Linked DNA regions of Homo sapiens: regions 1 and 3 are each linked to region 2. Evidence: read pairs that join two places in POLR2A ChIA-PET (ENCODE). Cell type or tissue: OCI-LY7. All regions are shown on one strand.

The links. Peaks named below come from ENCODE experiments on the same cell type or tissue, not always from the same donor. Only the 100,000 strongest peaks of a DNase experiment are listed, where the experiment ranks them.
Region 1: POLR2A ChIA-PET joins it to region 2 with 5 read pairs; 3 of 35 experiments call an interaction of 5 or more read pairs at or near these places.
Region 3: POLR2A ChIA-PET joins it to region 2 with 5 read pairs; 3 of 35 experiments call an interaction of 5 or more read pairs at or near these places.

What each region holds. Positions count from the first base shown.
Region 1 is chr14:91,944,564-91,948,563 of GRCh38, reverse strand. FBLN5 (fibulin 5) reads left to right here and starts at 870. Exons shown (of 11, transcript NM_006329.4): 1 at 870-1,351. The coding sequence starts at 1,335. In OCI-LY7, no CTCF peak of the experiment used is centred here; no DNase peak of the experiment used is centred here.
Region 2 is chr14:91,474,721-91,478,720 of GRCh38, reverse strand. It overlaps PPP4R3A (protein phosphatase 4 regulatory subunit 3A), which reads left to right. Exons shown (of 15, transcript NM_001366432.2): 5 at 1,735-1,812; 6 at 2,197-2,313; 7 at 2,755-2,910. Among named protein-coding and RNA genes, the nearest start is that of PPP4R3A, 34 kb to the left of the region's middle. In OCI-LY7, no CTCF peak of the experiment used is centred here; no DNase peak of the experiment used is centred here; H3K27ac peaks cover 933 bases.
Region 3 is chr14:91,557,462-91,561,461 of GRCh38, reverse strand. All of the region lies in intron 2 of LOC101928957 (a long non-coding RNA gene), which reads left to right. Among named protein-coding and RNA genes, the nearest start is that of PPP4R3A, 49 kb to the right of the region's middle. RefSeq lists enhancers at 3,354-3,895, 3,896-4,000. In OCI-LY7, no CTCF peak of the experiment used is centred here; no DNase peak of the experiment used is centred here.

The sequences.
Region 1 (4,000 bases), 470 kb before region 2:
GCTGCGTGACTATGGGGAGGTTACCTAACCTCTCTTATCTTCACCTCTAATAACATGGAGATGATCATTCCTACTGCTTAGAGTGGTGGTGAGGACAGGGGACCTGGATCAGGGCTTTTCGGCTGCAGGTAGGAAGATGCAGGTGGAAGCAGATGGGATAGGCCACAGTCCATCCACTGGCGTTTTATAGAGTGAGTGCCTTCTGTAAGATTTCATTGACAAAAGTACTCCAATGGCTTAAAAACAAACAAACAAACAAACAAACAAACAGGAAAAAGAAACAGGTTGAAGCCTCCACTAGAATGAATGCAAAGGACTCAGCATGTCTTATGTGCTGTCTCCACCATTCTGCTTTTCCAGACTGTCCCTTCTTCAAATCACCGTTTAACTTGTTAAAATCACTTTCGAGCCAGGGGACACTTTTCCAGGAAAGCGAGAAAATGCCAGGGAGAATCGGGGAATGAGGGCGGGGAGAGAAAAGCGTCCTAAGACTTGCATTGCACAAGCTGAAGTCTGGAATTCGCACCAGCGGGATTCCATCCTCTTCCCCCCCACCCCACCCCGCTGCTCCCCACCCCTTCTTCGGGAAGATCGCGACTCTCCCGTCGCTCGCCCCAAGCCTCTGCTTCGTAGGTTCTGGTTTCCCAATCGATCGTGAGTTTCTAGTCCCTGGAGCTGCGTGGGTCGTGAGTTCAAGTCCCTTTCCTTCCGGAGGCGACAACGTTCTCGCGGGTCCCCTTGCCACGCAGCGCGGGCGTGCACGCCCCTCCCCGCCGGGCCGCGCTGCCAGCCCCGCCCCGCCCCTGGGTGGGAAGGTCAAGGGGCCCGGGCCCTCCCAGCCCCCGCACCCCTGCGCGCGCCCGCCCCTCGCCTTCTGCCCGGGCGCTCGCAGCCGAGCGCGGCCGGGGAAGGGCTCTCCTCCCAGCGCCGAGCACTGGGCCCTGGCAGACGCCCCAAGATTGTTGTGAGGAGTCTAGCCAGTTGGTGAGCGCTGTAATCTGAACCAGCTGTGTCCAGACTGAGGCCCCATTTGCATTGTTTAACATACTTAGAAAATGAAGTGTTCATTTTTAACATTCCTCCTCCAATTGGTTTAATGCTGAATTACTGAAGAGGGCTAAGCAAAACCAGGTGCTTGCGCTGAGGGCTCTGCAGTGGCTGGGAGGACCCCGGCGCTCTCCCCGTGTCCTCTCCACGACTCGCTCGGCCCCTCTGGAATAAAACACCCGCGAGCCCCGAGGGCCCAGAGGAGGCCGACGTGCCCGAGCTCCTCCGGGGGTCCCGCCCGCGAGCTTTCTTCTCGCCTTCGCATCTCCTCCTCGCGCGTCTTGGACATGCCAGGAATAAAAAGGTGGGTTCTCGGCGCTGGACTTTTCTTTCTCCAGGGTCTGGAAGCCTTGCTAAAAATCCGATGGGTGGAAAATGGTTATGGCTGCGATTCAGGCGGTGTCAGGATATTGGAAAAGGCATGAGCTAGTGATGCAATGATATTGTTAATTATAAAAAGCTGCGCCTCTGTAATTTCCATCTTGAAGCGTTCTTTTGGGAGTGGGTATTTTCTAATACAGTTTCAAAAGCCAGCATCAGAGAGGGCTGCGAAATTCTCAGCGCTTCATTCCTCTTTCTTTTCTGGAAAGGGCAGCAACTTTGTCGTTTTAAGGGATTTTTGTATGTATTTTTTAAATTTCGGGAGGCCAATTACTAGTTCACTAGCAATTACTGCGCCGCATCGGCTGATAGACAAGCAGACAGGCTAGCTGAACACCGCGGGGCTGGATTTGCTCTATGTTTGTGTGGGATTCTCACAGAAGTTTCAAGCCAATGAGAAGTGGGAACTGCAGACAGAGATACATGTAAGCAAATGTTTTGCTATTCTTTAAGGAAATTGCAATTACAGTTAAGTAATCCTTAAGTCTTGGAGAACTTTACCTAAATGACACCCACAGTCTTTATTCAGCGAGCTCTTGAAAACATACTGCTTTGAACAAATTAACCTTGTGTGCGTATGTATGTGTCTGTGGGGTGTGTGTGTGTGTGTGTGTGTGCTGAAAACTAAGCTGTAACAATGTCATCCTGGATTGGGGACCAGCACTTCTGTGACAGGCAGTCCTGGTATTTGGTTGGTCTCTCCGGCTTTCCTTGTGTTTCAGGCTGAGGCACAACACCGGCGAACCCACCTGCTTTAGAAAGTTCCCAGGACCGGTTATGAGCACCAACCTGCCTCCCCCCAGCTATTCTTATAGTTAGTTCATTTTTGGAGTTTCCAGGGTTTTTTTTTTTTAATCACAAGGTGCAGCTATTCGTGATGCTGTGAGGCAGTAGTGCTTGGGTATTCTTTCATTTTAGGAAAATCCTATTAGCCTGGAACCTGTTTGGCCCCCAGGACTCAGCTGTGGCTCTTCCAAGAGGCTGGGCTTGAGGCAAGACCTGTCCCAGGGCTGCCTCTAGCCAAAGGGAATGGGGCTGCGGGGAGTAGGGGGAAAGATGGGGTTAGCATGCCTTTTCAACTAGCTCTTGAAGTCCACTGTGTTGCAGTCAGCCTGTTCTTTCTCCAACATAAACGAGACAGGGTTTTATAACCAACTGAAAGGAAACTTCATGTGAAGAAACAGGAAAACATTGAAATTCATAATACACAGACTGGAAAATAAATTTGTTATTGTTCTTTCATTCCTTCCAGATATAAATCTGGCCATGGCAAATATCAAAAAGCCCTGGGATTTGGCTCTGCACTTTATAAGGTCAGAGCTGTCTCCAGCGTTCTAGAATCTGGCTCACCCAGGCACTTACATGAAAACTTGTGGACTCTCAGCGTCCTTATTTTTTGGATTGGGGACTCGATAAAGGAAATGGCCTCGCATCTCCTAAGATCGTATCAGGGCCCTATTCCCTCTGGATGTCAGCTTAACTCCAGGTCCTCTAATACCCAGGGTTGCTGATGCAGATGGGCCATGTGTCCTGAAAGGGAGGGATTATATTGTTGTGGTGCACGTTTGTAGTAACGGGCCCCAGAATTCAGCCATGTCCCCAGGTTCACTGCTCTGTTGAAGAAGCCTTCAAGATCACCTTCTCCAGGAAGTCTTGTTGCTACCCACAGCCTGGTTGTTATGGCACCCAATAGGTATTTCTTTCCATGCCCTTGCCAAGGTGTATGGACATTGTCGTGGCTCCCCAACTGGTTCTCAAGGGTAGTGGTTGTTTCACAGTTCTGTAGCTCCTCCATCTGGCATCCACACCCACAAGCAGTAGTTGCTTGGATAAACTGCTGTTGAACTGAATAATAGTACTAGATAACGCTCTGCTTTTGTTTAGATTTTCTTTTTTTTTTTTTTTTTGAGACGGAGTCTCGCTGTCTCCCGGGCTGGAATGCAGTGGCGCAATCTCGGCTCCCTGCAACCTCTGCCTCCTGGGTTCAAGTGATTTGTCTGCCTTGGCCTCCAGAGTAGCTGGGACTACAGGCGCCTGCCACCACAGTCGGCTAATTTTTGTATTTTTAGTAGAGACGGGGTTTCACCATGTTGCCCAGGCTGGTCTCAAACTCCTGACCTCGGGTGATCCACCCACCTCGGCCTCCCAAAGTGCTGGGATTAGAGGTGGGAGCCACCATGCCCAGCCTGATTTTGTCTTTTTTTCTACCATAACCATTTTGAAGAGTCTAGTTCAGTAGTGTTAACTGCATTCACATTGCTGTGCAATCTCCAGAACTCTTTTCACCTTGCATGACTGAATCTCTGTACCTATTAAACAATTCCCCATCTTCCCCTCCCACTAAGCCCCTGGTTACCAACATTCCACTTTTTGTCTCTGTAATTTCGACTACACTAGGTGCCTCGTATAAATGGACCCATGCAGACTTTGTCTTTTTTGTGAGTGGCTTTTTTCACTTAACATAATACAGTCAGGGTTCATTCATATTGTAGCATGTGTCAGAATTTCCTTCCTTTTTAAGACTGAATACTATTCCCTTGTGTGTACAGACTGCATTTTGTTTATCCATGTA
Region 2 (4,000 bases):
CTGAGTTCTCCTGATCCTTTTCTTTAGCTCCATATGGTTCTGTTTTTGTTATGTGGGGATTTGTCACTTCTGTGTTTTCTTGGTCTTCATACATGTAAAATGCCAGTTTTATTCATTAAGTATGAATAATTTCAAGTTGTTAAATCTTTGCTTCCCTGTAATGTGCTTTGTAAAATACTGGCTGCCAATATGTCTGTTTCTCTTGATGCTGGACACTTCTATCCAAAGTGCTGCTGTGAAGGCTGTAGCATTTTACAAATGTTTTGGCAAGAAGTGATTGAGGTACAGTTTAATGCAGGTTCCTGCCCACTTTGTATAGCCCCATGCACACAAAATAAATATCACACCCTCTTAACATTGACTGCTTCCTTTGTAGTACCATAAACATTCTTATTTTCTCTATTTCTGTACCCCCAACTGCAGCAGTTCAGAGAATGTCTTTTTTAACCATTTGATACCCATTTGGTAGAATATAGTATATTGGAGATGTGTCTTGAAATTGGATGCCATTTGGGTAGCAAACATGGTCAAGATCATATTAATGAGGTATGACCTATTTGTTCATTTTAGAAAAAGTAAAGGTGAGAATAACCAAACTAACTTAGTGCCACAGAAGATTTTTCTGGAGCACTCACAACAGTGAATGTGGAGCCAGTAATCTAGTGGGAGCTTGTATATACATCCATGTGTATGTGTATTTAGAGTGAGGCATGTCTAGGGCTTAAGTGGTATTGAATCTACTTCCACTAGCTGAGGTAGTAATTAAAATCTTGGTCGAGCATGGTGGTTCATGTGCGTAATCCCAGCACTTCAGGAGGCCCAGGCCAGTGGATTGCTTGAGGCCACGAGTTCAAGACCAGACTGGCCAACATGACAAAACCCCATCTCTGCTACAAGTACAAAAATTAGCTGGGTGTAGTGGTGTGTGCCTGTAGTCCCAGCTGCTAAGGAGACTGAGACAGGAGAATTGCTTTAACCTGGGAGGCGGAGGTTGCAGTGAGCCGAGATGGCACCACTGTGCTCTACCTGGGTGACAGAGCAAGACTCTGTCTCAAAAAGCAAAACAAAACAAAAGCCAAGATCTTGATGAAAAAATAGTGATGAGAAACATTGACCGGACAATCATGAAGGCTCTGCCACCTTAATTGGGCTTGGGTAAATTTTAAAATCCAAGTCTCAATTATAAAATGAGGAAGTAAAACAAAAAGTTCTAAATTTTGCTTTTTAAATAATTGAGTCATTCTCTGTATCTTTAAAACACTAAAGTAGCTTTGTCTTCATTTTCATTCTCATTTGAGAGGTTGTAGAACTACCTTTTAAAAGTTAATAAGGTTATAAAACCTATGAAAGTGAGGGGTCAGCAAGTGTTGGTCCTGCTATTTTTGTAAGTAATATTTTATTGAAATACAGCCATATCCATTCATTTCCAGTTGTCTGTGACTACTTTCATATTACTGGAGCAGGGTTGAGTACTCGTAGTAGAGATCACATGGGCCGCAAAGCTCAAAATATTTACTACCTGGCCTTTATATAGGCTTAGAAAATAGAGCCTTGACAAAATTTTATACTTTAATAGTGTGGTTTTTCCTTCTGTTAAAAAAAAAAAAAAAGACAGCATTGCCAATACCACCTTTCCTTTTTATAGTTATTGCTGTGTATATTAAAGCATTCCTGAAATTATATTTTAGGACAATCTTAGCATTAACATAATTGCATTTGTCCTTTGTTTCACAGGAAGATGAAAAATTTCTGACAGATTTGTTTGCACAACTAACAGATGAAGCAACAGATGAGGAAAAAAGACAGGAATTGGTAAGAAATTAGATACTATGAAAGGCATAAAAATAAAACAACTGGCCGGGCTTGGTGGCTCACGCCTGTAAATCCCAGCACTTTGGGAGGCCGAGGTGGGTGGATCACGAGGTCAGAAGTTTGAGACCAGCCTGGCGAACATGGCGAAACCCCATCTCTACTAAAAAGTACAAAAATTAGCCAAGCATGGTGGCGGGCACCTGTAATCCTAGCTACTCAGAAGGCTGAGGCAGGAGAATCGCTTGAACTCGGGAGGTGGAGGTTGCAGTGAGCCAAGATCGTGCCATTGCACTCCAGCGTCGGCAACAAGAGCAAGACTCCGTCTCAATAAATAAATAAATAAAATAAACTTTTTATATCACTTATCCTTTTTTCTAATTTCAGGTTAACTTTTTAAAAGAATTTTGTGCGTTTTCCCAAACGCTACAGCCTCAAAACAGAGATGCTTTTTTCAAGACTTTGTCAAACATGGGCATATTACCAGCTTTAGAAGTCATCCTTGTAAGTTTTGTGTCTCCTCATTTTTAATTACCATTTTTTAATCCCAAAATTAATATTTTTAATGCTACATGCAAATATTCTATTATAGCCAATATTTGAAATTAGCTGCGTAGTTCATTAAGTTAAAGAAGCTGTAAAATTCCAATATTAGACAGTTTTCACACAGTATTGAAAGAATGCAGTAAAGGAATTTCCCATAATTTAATGATAGTTTGTCAGCTTTGCAGCTTATTAGCTGAAATGTTAAAATAGGCAAACAAATAAATGATTTAGAAAGTATAATTTTATCCGTACAATAAGAGTTTTATATGCAGAAGAATTTCTTTGACCTTTCTTTTACATTGAAGTTTTTTCATATGTTTTGTTAGGTTTGGATATTTACATAGCTATAGGTTCCGTATTTTTATAAATACAGGAAAAATAAATGTTTTTTGTCTGCAGGGCATGGATGATACACAGGTGCGAAGTGCTGCTACTGATATATTCTCATACTTGGTTGAATATAATCCATCCATGGTACGAGAGTTTGTCATGCAGGAGGCACAACAGAATGATGATGTAAGTAAGAAGTTAACAGAGCAAAAAATAACCAGCAAGGTAAATATTATTTGTACTAATAGTAAGTATTTATACATAGGAAGCTATAACTGTTTTTATTATTCACTTTTAAGATTTAATTGTTGCTGTTTGGGAAAAGTGTAGCCATAATATCAGACAGCTTATTGTTCCCCTAAATTGGTTCCTGTCTCAGTTTATCAATTTGTCCTACAGCAACTATTTATGTTCATTTAAATTGCCTTTTAAAATATTCATGTCAGTTTTTTTTTGTTTTGTTTTGTTTTAATTCTGAAGTCAACTTGCTATATTGTGTTTTTTAAATCATTTAGTCAATCAATTCTTGTATCTGGGGAATTAAGAGTAAGTTACCTAGGAAAACATTGACTTTAGGGTAGATTCTCAAAATCGCCAAGAATGAAGAAATGTAGCACAGTCCCTTAAAATATGAAGGGTGCTGTTTCTTTACTGCCTAGCCATAGAGAACAAGCTGTTACGTTGTTCACAAACACTCACGTTAGCATCTGAGATATACCAGATTTTAAAGTAGTAGAGAATATATCCTGGTAATGTGAAGGGTGCGCCTGGATCACATAGTGCGTGACATGTGAGAGCACTAAATGTGTGTGCTCTCCTTTATTTTAAAATAATTGAACCAATGATTCTGATTTTTTCCTGCTTCCCCCATAACAATTTGGAAGCAACTTTTTACGTAAGAATGAGTAAGAAGGACCTGCTCTCAGGTCCTTCTTAAGGGAGGAGGGGAATAAAGATCCCCTAAGGAAAAAAAAAAAATCTGTTTAGAATTCCAGCCTGTGGTATTTTTACGAAATAGGAAAATAGACTGTCTTACTTTTTGAAAAGATCCTATTTAATGTATTGTGATGTCAAAAGGAAATGGAATGCCATGTAACTGCTATGTTTAAGTTTTTATTTTTATAGTGCAGGATAGGTGCAAAAAAGCACCAGTTTGAACTGTTGTGTCATGTTTTTCTTTTATAAAATATTAACATCGGCCTCAGCAACATAGCAAGACCCTCCTTTAGTACAAAATTAATTTTTAAAACTTAGATATGGTGGCATGCACCCATAGTCCCAGATACTCAGGAGGATGAGAAGGAAGAGTCTCTTA
Region 3 (4,000 bases), 83 kb before region 2:
AATTACTTTGGACAGTAAGGCCATTTTCATGATATTGATTCTTCCTATCCTTGAACATGGAATGTTTTTCCATTTGTTTGTGTCCTCTCTGATTTCCTTGAGCAGTGTTTTGTAACTCTCCTTGAAGAGGTCCTTCACTTCTCTTGTTAGCTGTATTCCTAGGTATTTTATTCTCTTTGTACCAGTTGTAAATGGGAGTTCATTCATGATTTGGCTCTCTGCTTATCTGTTGTTGGTGTATAGGAATGCTTGTGAATTTTGCACATTGATTTTCTATTCTGAGACTTTGCTGAAGTTGCTTAAGAAGCTTGTGGCCAGGTGTAGTGGCCCATGCCAGTAATCCCAGCATTTGGGGAGGCTGAGGCAGGTGGATCACCTGAGGTTAGGGGTTCAAGACCAGCCTGGCCAACATGGCAAAACCCTGTCTCTACTAAAAATACAAAAATTAGCTGGGTGTGGTGGCACACACCTGTAGTCCCAGCTACTTGGGAGGCTGAGGAACAAGAATCGCTTGAACCCAGGAGGCAGAGGTTGCAGTGAGCCAAGATCATGCCATTGTACTCCAGCCTGGGTGACAGGGCAAGACTCTGTCTCCAAAAAAAAAAAAAAAAAGCTTTTGGGCTGAGACAATGGGGTTTTCTAGATATAAAATCTGCAAACAGAGACAGTTTGACTTCCTTTCTTCCTATTCTAATATCCTTTATTTCTTTCTCTTGCCTGATTGCCCTGGCCAGAGCTTCCAATACTATCTTGAATAGGAGTGGTAAGATGGGGCATCCTTGTCTTGTGCCAGTTTTCAAGGGGAATACTACCAGCTTTTGCCCATTCAGTATGATATTGGCAATGGGTTTTCATAAATGGCTCTCATTATTTTTATGTGTGTTCCATCACTACCTAGTTTATTGAGACTTTTTAATATGAAGGGATGTTGAATTTTATCAAAGGCCTTTTTTCATCTAATGAGATGGTCATGTGGTTTTTGTCTTTAGTTCTATTTATGTGATGAATTATGTTTATTGATTTGCATATGTTGAACCAGCCTTGCATCCCAAGGATGAAGCCAACTTGATCGTGGTGGATAAGCTTTTTGATGTGCTGCTGGATTCTGTTTGCCAGTATTTTATTGAGAGTTTTTGCATTGATGTTCATCATGGATATTGGCCTGAAGTTTTCTTTTTTTTATTGTATCTCTGCCAGGTTTTGGTATCAGGATGATGCTGGCCTAATAAAATGAATTAGGGAGGAGTTCCTTCTTTTCAATTGTTTGAAATATTTTCAGAAGGGTCCCAGCTCCTCTCTATGTCTCTGGTAGAATTCAGCTATAAATCTGTCTGATCCTGGGCTTTTTTTGGTCTGTAGGCTATTTATTACTGCCTCAATTTCAGAACTTGTTATTGGTCTATTCAGGGATTCAACTTCTTCCTGGCTTAGTCTTGGGAGGGTGTATGTGTTCAGGAATCTATCCTTTTCTTCTAGATTTTCTAGTTTATTTGCATAGAGGTGTTTATAGTATTTTTGTATTCGTATAGTATTGTTTGTATTTCTGTGGGGTCAGTGGTGATATCCCCTTTGTCATTTTTTATTGTGTCTATTTGATTCTTCTCTCTTTTATTCTTTATAAGTCTAGCTAGCAGTCTATTTTATTAATTTTTTCAAAAAACCAGCTCCTGGAGTTGTTGATTTTTTTGAAGGGTTCTTTCTGTCTCTATCTCCTTCAGTTCTGCTCTGATCTTGGTTATTGCTTGTCTTCTGCTAGATTTGGGGTTTGTTTGATCTTGGTTCTCTAGCTCTTTTAGTTGTGACATTAAGATGTTGATTTCAGATCTTCCCAGCTTTTTTATGTGGGCCTTTAGTGCTATAAATTTCCCTCCTAACACTGCTTTAGCTACATCTCAGAAATTTTGGTACATTGTCTCTTCATTCTCATTGGTTTCAAATAACTTCTTGATTTCTGCTTTAATTTCATAATTTAGCTGGGAGTCGTTCAGGAGCAGGTTGTTCAATTTCCGTGTATTTGTGTGGTTCTGAGTGAGTTTCTTAGTCTTGAGTTCTAATTTGATGGCACTGCGGTCTAAGAGACTTTTTGTTATGATTTCAGTTCTTTTGCATTTGCTGAGGAGTGTTTTACTTCCAATTATGTGATTGATTTTAGAGTAAGTTGCCATGTGACATCAAGAAGAATTTATATTCGATTGTTTGGGGGTGGAGAGTTTTGTAGATATCTATCAGGTCCACTTAAGCCAGAGCTGAGTTCAAGTCCTGAATATCCTTGTTAATTTTCTGTCTTGATGATCTGTCTAATATTGACAGTTGGGTGTTAAAGCCTCCCACTATTATTGTTTGGGAGTCTAAGTCTCTTTGTAGGTCTCTAAGAACTTGTTTTATGAATCTGGGTGCTCTTGTACTGGGTGCATATATATTTAGAATAGTTAGGTCTTCTTGTTGAATTGAACCCTTTACCATTATGTAATGCCCTTCTTTGTCTTTTTCGATCTGTGTTGGTTTAAAGTTGGTTTTGTCAGAAACTAGGATTGTAACCCCTGCTTTTTTCTGCTGTCCATTTGCTTGGTAGATTTTCCGCCATCACTTTATTTTGAACCTATGTGTGTCTTTGCACATAAGATGGGTCTCTTGAATATAGCACACTGATGTGGCTTGACTCTTTATCCAGCTTGCCATTCTGTGTCTTTTAATTGGGGCATTTAGCCAATTTCCACTTAAGGTTAACATTGTTATGTGTGAATTTGATCCTGTCATCATGATGCTAGCTGATTATGTTCCAGACTTGTTGAGGTAGTTGCTTCATAGTGTCACTGGTCTGTGTACTTCAGTGTGTTTTTGTAGTGGCTGGTAACATTTTTTCCCTTTCCATATTTAGTGCTTCCTTCAGGAGCTCTTGCAAGGCAGTCTTGGCAGTGACAAATTTCCTCAGCATTTGCTTGTCTGAAAAGGATTTTATTTCTCCTTCACTAATGAAGTTTAGTTTCGCCAGATATGAGATTCTGGATTGGAAATTTTTTTATTTAAGAGTCTCCCTCTCCCTCTCCCTCTCCCTCTCCCTCTCCCCACGGTCCCCCTCTCCCCACAGTCCCCCTCTCCCCACGGTCTCCCTCTCCCTCTCTTTCCACCGTCTCCCTCTGATGCCGAGCCGAAGCTGGACTGTACTGCTGCCATCGCGGCTCACTGCAACCTCCCTGCCTGATTCTCCTGCCTCAGCCTGCCGAGTGCCTGCGATTACAGGCGCGCGCCGCCACGCCTGACTGGTTTTCGTACTTTTTTGGTGGAGACGGGGTTTCGCTGTGTTGGCCGGGCTGGTCTCCAGCTCCTAACAGTGAGTGATCCGCCAGCCTTGGCCTCCCGAGGTGCCGGGTTTGCAGACGGAGTCTGGTTCACTCAGTGCTCAATGGTGCCCAGGCTGGAGTGCAGTGGCGTGATCGTGGCTCGCTACAACCTCCACCTCCCAGCCACCTGCCTTGGCCTCCCAAAGTGCCGAGATTGCAGCCTCTGCCCGGCCGCCACCCCGTCTGGGAAGTGAGGAGCGTCTCTGCCTGGCCGCCCATCGTCTGGGACGTGAGGAGCCCCTCTGCCTGGCTGCCCAGTCTGGAAAGTGAGGAGCGTCTCTGCCCAGCCGCCATCCCATCTAGGAAGTGAGGAGCGCCTCTTCCCGGCCGCCATCCCATCTAGGAAGTGACGAGCGTCTCTGCCCGGCCGTGACCCCGTCTGGGAGGTAAGGAGTGTCTCTGCCCGGCCGCCCCATCTGAGAAGTGAGGAGACCCTCCGCCTGGCAACCGCCCCGTCTGAGAAGTGAGGAGCCCCTCCGCCTGGCAGCCACCCCGTCTGGGAAGTGAGGAGCGTCTCCGCCCGGCAGCCACCCCATCCGGGAGGGAGGTGGGGGTCAGCCCCCGCCAGGCCAGCCGCCCCGTCCGGGAGGGAGGTGGGGGGGTCAGCCCCCCGCCCGGCCAGCCGCCCCGTCCGGGAGGGAGGTGGGGGGGTAGCCCCC